2 separate regions of the Homo sapiens genome follow, and region 2 is linked to region 1. Evidence: read pairs that join two places in POLR2A ChIA-PET (ENCODE). Cell type or tissue: A673. All regions are shown on one strand. Each heading gives the region's core, and the rest is flanking DNA. Links, peaks and the distances in the headings are about the cores only. Region 1 overlaps ADORA2A-AS1 (ADORA2A antisense RNA 1). Region 2 overlaps GUCD1 (guanylyl cyclase domain containing 1).

Region 1 (2,915 bases), core at 165-2,664:
CACCAGAAGTTTGTTACCTGCTTCTGATGACATCTCTTCTGCTGCTAAGTTATGACTTAACGCCTGAATAATGTGCTGGTTTTCACCAGTGTATGTTCTATTTTCCTACCAAGACTATAAATTTGAATCCCAGAGAGAGGAGTGGGGATGGTATCTCCTCCATCCTAGGGCGAAGCATAGCAACACTTGGTAAGGCACACTGACTGGGTCGAGAGACCTGGGTTTTAGTTCTCTGCTGCCATTAACTGGTCATGTGACTTTGGGTTTCCTTCCCTGCAAAATGATGAAGCAGTGGATACATATCGCTTCCAGCTCTGGTATTCTCTGAGTCTATTTGACTGTGGGCTGACCCACCCAGCTCTAGGCCTGGCTAGGGAAGGAGCAAGGGAGGCTATGGACAAGCCCAGGGAGAGAGAGAGGGAGAGGGAGATGGGGAGCTAATAGCTCTGGAGGAAGGAAGGACATGCTGGGCTAATGGGATAATTGGATAATCCTCAGAGCTAGGGGCTGCCAGGCTGGGGCCAGCTGTTAGAAGCAGACACAAATAGCACAAGCAAAACAAGGGCGCTGATGCAGGAAGCAGCTTGCTGAGAGATATGGAGGAAGGTGGGTGGTGGCCAGAGGGTGGGGGAGGGGACAAAGAGAAACTGGAGCCCCTTTCTGTTGAAATTTTGAGGACAGGATCTTAAGGTCTTGTACTCTGACCCCATTTAGAAAGACTGCATTTAAGGATCCTGGCCTTCTATATACCAAAGAACATTCTTAGAGACCAGTGGTTTATCTTGGCCTCCACAGTGTCCTGGCCACCAAGGACCTTTAAGGACCATAAAGCCCTCATCTTTGCCCATTGAGGGTTATCTGTAAATGGGGCATCCATTTGACATGCCTGTGAAAATATTGCTGGACTCTTACAAAATATTAATTTTAGATACATGACTCAGTGGGTCCCTTCATTTCAGGCAGATAAGTGGTTCTGTCAGTGGGGTTGGGCACAGAACAAAAGAAATTTTGGAGGGGTCTAGGACCCAACTCTGCTAGGTCACATAAGTCATGACCTCAGTGACTGGACCTCAGTTAGCCCATCTATAAAATGGGGACAATAAGCATTACCCTCCCTGCAAGGCTGTTGTGGAGATAAAATGAGATCATGAATGGGAAAGTAATTTGAAATGCAAGTGCTTTGCCAAGCACTTTAGTCCCAACTCTGTTTCTAATTTTGTATGATTTTAGAAAGGCTATTTCCTTTCTCTGAGTTCCAGTGTCTTCCACTATAAGATGATGAGATCAGACTAGATGCTCTTTAAATTCCCTTCTAATTCTAATGACTCTAATTCTTATTAAAAATAGTATATTTACATTTGTATACCCTATAAGGACAGTATGAGAAAAGAAAATTAGAGGCCAATTTTATTAATGAACATAGATATAAAATACTAAAGATTAGCAAGCCATATCTAGCAATGTACAAAAAAATATATAAATCATTATCCAGTAGGGTTTATCCCAGGAATGCAAGGATGGTTTCACATCAGATAATCATTCAATATCATTCATATTAATAAGTTAAAGAACACTAAAGGAGAATCTCAACAGATGCAGAAAATGCATTTGATTTAAAAAAGTCAACACCCAATCATAGAAAAAACTGTTAGCAAACTAGAAATATAAAAACATTTTCTTAACTCAATAAAGTATATTTTTCAACATCTCACTGAACACACCATAGTCAATGGTGAAATAGAAGCCTTCTCTTTCGGTCAGGCACGGTGGCTCATGTCTGTAATCCCAGCACATTGGGAGGCTGAGGTGGGCAGATCACGAGGTCAGGAGTTCAAGACCAGCCTGGCCAACATGGTGAAACCCCATCTCCACTAAAGAATACAAAAATTAGCTGGTTGTGGTGGCACATACCTGTAATCCCAGCTACACGGGAGCCTGAGGCAGGAGAATCGCTTGAAGCCAGAAGGCAGAGATTGCACTGAACTGAGATCACGCCACTACACTGCAGCCTGGACTACAGAGGGAGACTCTATCTCAAAAAAATAAATAAAAAAAATAAGAAGCCTTCTCTTTCTAGTCAAGACCAAACCCACTATTCTATCCAATATAGTACTAAAGTTCCTAGAGATCACAATAATACATGAAAAAGAAAAGAAACAAAATAACATTATCTGCAGCTGAATTAACTGTCTATATAGAAAAATTCAAAACATTTCTTTGGAATATTATTGGAACTAATGAGAGTTTATCAAGGCTGTCGGATATAAAATCAACATAAAAAACCAACAGCATTCCTATAGGGCAGCAAAAACTATTATAAGTCATTTAAAATATATCATTTATAATAGTAGCAAAAACCAGAAGGTACCTAGAATAAATCCAACAAATGCACAAAAAGAAGACTCAGATGAGGAGATGTGCCATGTTCATGGATGGGAAGAATCAATACTATAAAACTGGCAATTATCCCCAGTCCATCTGGAAATCAAGTGTAATCCTTTAAAATTTCCAATAGATTTTCTTTCATAAATTATACATTTTGGATCCTAAAAATCATTTGAAAAGAAAAAAGGCCAAGAAGAGCCACAATAATCTTCTTCCTTTTAAAGAAGGTGAAGAATTGTCCTAACATACAATAGTGTGGTACAGGAACAGGCAAACAGATGAAGTGAATGAGACACAAAGGTTAGAAGCAAACCTGTCTTTGTATGGGAATGTGGTATGTGGTAGAGGTCACATTACAAACCACAGAAAAAGCATGGAAGGTTCATTAAGTGGTTCTGAAACATGGAAAGGTAAAATTGAAGACAAAGGTGAAAGAAACAAAGATCTTTAACACTTTAAAAAGCAAATATATGAAAATGTCTTTATGACCTCTGGCCAAAGATTTCTTAAAACACAAAAGCAAAGCCATA
Region 2 (2,915 bases), core at 156-2,655, 94 kb after region 1:
TCGGCATAGGCTGGGTTGTTGTAGAAGATGCAGCCAGTGGCCCGGTTGTAGCCACGCAGCACGATGAAGTGGCCCTGGTAGTCAGGAGTGCGGCAGAAGCAGTGGTGGCCACTGGGGGTGAAGCAGCAGTACTTGACAGGGCTGGAGCACAGGTCACAGTGCAGCACCCCCGAGTTCACCAGCACGATGGCCACATGGCCCTGAGCCAGGTGCGCCTGGATGTCCTTCACACTCACTGTGCTGTGGGCGGGAGGGGGGTCAGCTGGTGCTGCTGGGCCCCCATTCCCCATCCCTCAAATGGATCCCTGCTTGTGCCTGTTTCTCTGTTACAAAGCTTGGGGATCGGCTCCTTTTCCCTTTGCCCTGAACTCCCTGCTCTGTCACTGTGGCCCAGGCTCAGCCTAGAGCCAAGCAGGAGACCGGTGGGGGGGGTGTGTGTGTGTGTCTGAATGTGCACAAAGATGAGCTGGCTCTGTCAGGCCCTTCACGGGGAGAGCATTCAGCTCCAGGTGGGTCCAGTCAAGGGCCACTAGAGCAGCACACAGAAACCATCCTCCTACTGCACCCCAGCCTGGTTAGTGAATTCTTTTTGCCCAGCCCTGTCTCTCCTCTACCCTAAATCATGTGTGGTTTACATTGAAAACTGCCAGCCAAGCATGGCTCAGACACTTTCAAAACCAAATGCTTCTCTGAAAGAGCTATTTTACTTTTTTTCTAAGGCTCCTGGTGGCAGAAGGGGCTGCCCAGGAAGGGCTGGGCCACATTGCTTCCAGGGGAGCTCCAGTTCAGCAATGACATCTACCTGGAGCCTCCCTCACTGGCAGAAGGCACTGCCCCATCCTGTGCCTTCCACTAGGCAGCAAATCCAAATGAAAACCTAGAGCAGGGCTGGGCACAGTGGCTCACACCTGTAATCCCAGTGCTTTGGGAGGCCAAAGCGGAAGGATCGCTTGAGACTAGGAATTAGAGACCAGCCTGGGCAACACAGCAGTACCCTGTCTTTACAAAAACATTTAAAAATTTACCAGGCGTGGGGCGTGGTGGTATGAGATTGTGGTTCCAGCTACTCGGGAGACTGAGGCAAGAAGATCACTTAAGCCTGGGGCTGTAGCAGTGAGCTGTATTGCAATATTGCGCCACAGCACTACAGCCTGTATGACAGATTAAGACCCTGTCTCTTAAAAAAAAAAAAAAGAAAAGAAAAGAAAACACCCAGAGGGACAGAGGGCAGATGGGGCTGTGGGCAGGGGGAGCTCTAGGCCAGGGGCTCCTGCATCTTTGCTGGAGGGGCTGCTCACCCACTTGGGGCCTTCCTTAGGAGTGGCAGCATCAGTACCATGTGGCCTGACCCAGCTTCAGCCACAGCTGAGTCACGTGGCAGTTTGGATTGCTGCCTTGGCCAAGGAAACATGCCATTTTTCCATTTGGTCTTTGAAACAAAATAGCTGGCTGAGTTCCCAGTGGCAGTGCACAGGAGTGGGATTTCAGCTATAGGGAAAAAGCAGGGGCTTGGCTGGAAGGAAAAACTACAGGCTTCAAGGAATAACAAGCATGGGTTCAGATCATGGCATGGCCAAGATGCTGGGGGTGACCTTGGGTGTCTCTCTCCTCCTCAGTTTCCTCCCCCGAGAAGCAGAGATAGCAACAGCTTTCCCACTCAAGGAGACAGCACCTGTTGAGGGCTGCTAAATAAACATTTGCTGCCTTTCCTTCCAACATGTGCCCATGTGGTCATAGTATGAATGGAGATCCCACCCCACTATATTCTTTTTTTTTTTGAGACAGAGTCTGTCTCTGTTGCCCAGGCTGGAGTGCAGTGGCGCGATCTCGGCTCACTGCAAGCTCCGCCTCCTGGGTTCATGCCATTCTCCTGCCTCAGCCTCCCGAGTAGCTGGGACTACAGGCACCCGCCACTGCGCCCAGCTAATTTTTTGTATTTTTAGTAGAGACGGGGTTTCACCATGATCTCGATCTCCTAACCTCGTGATCCGCCCGCCTCGGCCTCCCAAAGTGCTGGGATTACAAGCGTGAGCCACCGTGCCCGGCCTGTTTTGTTGATTTTTAAAGCCCGGGGCAGTACTCTTGGAAAATGTCCCACATCCTGGATTTGCCTTTCTGTTTCCTTGAGGGCAGATTCAGACAGAGTCTCGCTCTGTCCCCCAGGCCGGAGTGCAGTGGCACTATCTCGGCTCACTGCAAGCTCCGCCTCCTGGGTTCAGGCCATTCTCCTGCCTCAGCCTCCCGAGTAGCTGGGACTACAGGCGCCTGCCACCACGCCCGACTAATTTTTTGTATTTTTAGTAGAGACAAGGTTTCACCGTGTTAGCCAGGATGGTCTCGATCTCCTGACCTCGTGATCCGCCCACCTCAGCCTCCCAAAGTGCTGGGATTACAGGCGTGAGCCACCGCGCCCGGCCCCCAAACCCCCATTTTCTAAATCACCTATCATGTGATTATACTACGTCAATAATGAAAATATAAATCCGCAAAGAAAGGGAAAATCTGAGAAGAGCCTGTCCAGGACCTAGAGGCAGCAGGTCTGAGCCCCACTCCCACGTAGCCCAGAAAAGAATGTGACCCACATCTGGGCAAACTGCACCCAGAGTCTTCCTGAATCCAGCCCCAATGCATACAGATGAGAAGAGGAGGCCCTTGTAAGGTCACAGCAGCCCTTACACACTGGGTCCTCCCTGTTCCCCATCCCTTGTCAATCACTGCACCAGCACATTCCTCTTAGGCCATCGCCCTTTCATTAGGGGCCTTGTGTTCTGTCCCATGCTGTCTTTCTGCAAGTAGCCCAAGGGCTGGGTGCAATCTCTCTCACTCACCTATCCCTCCAGCACCTGCTCAGGATCCACCCCTGGTCAGAGCCTGGGTCATGTAGCCCCAGTGAGCTCCATAAACCAAGGCTCAAG

Evidence for each region. Peaks named below come from ENCODE experiments on the same cell type or tissue, not always from the same donor. Only the 100,000 strongest peaks of a DNase experiment are listed, where the experiment ranks them.
Region 2: POLR2A ChIA-PET joins it to region 1 with 5 read pairs; 6 of 35 experiments call an interaction of 5 or more read pairs at or near these places.

What each region holds. Positions count from the first base shown.
Region 1 is chr22:24,450,300-24,453,214 of GRCh38, forward strand. All of the region lies in intron 3 of ADORA2A-AS1 (ADORA2A antisense RNA 1), which reads right to left. Among named protein-coding and RNA genes, the nearest start is that of ADORA2A, 24 kb to the left of the region's middle. In A673, for the core only: no CTCF peak of the experiment used is centred there; DNase peaks (open chromatin) are centred at 472 and 1,192; H3K27ac peaks cover 1,280 bases.
Region 2 is chr22:24,543,844-24,546,758 of GRCh38, forward strand. GUCD1 (guanylyl cyclase domain containing 1) reads right to left here. Exons shown (of 6, transcript NM_001284254.2): 5 at 1-240. Among named protein-coding and RNA genes, the nearest start is that of GUCD1, 9.8 kb to the right of the region's middle. In A673, for the core only: no CTCF peak of the experiment used is centred there; no DNase peak of the experiment used is centred there.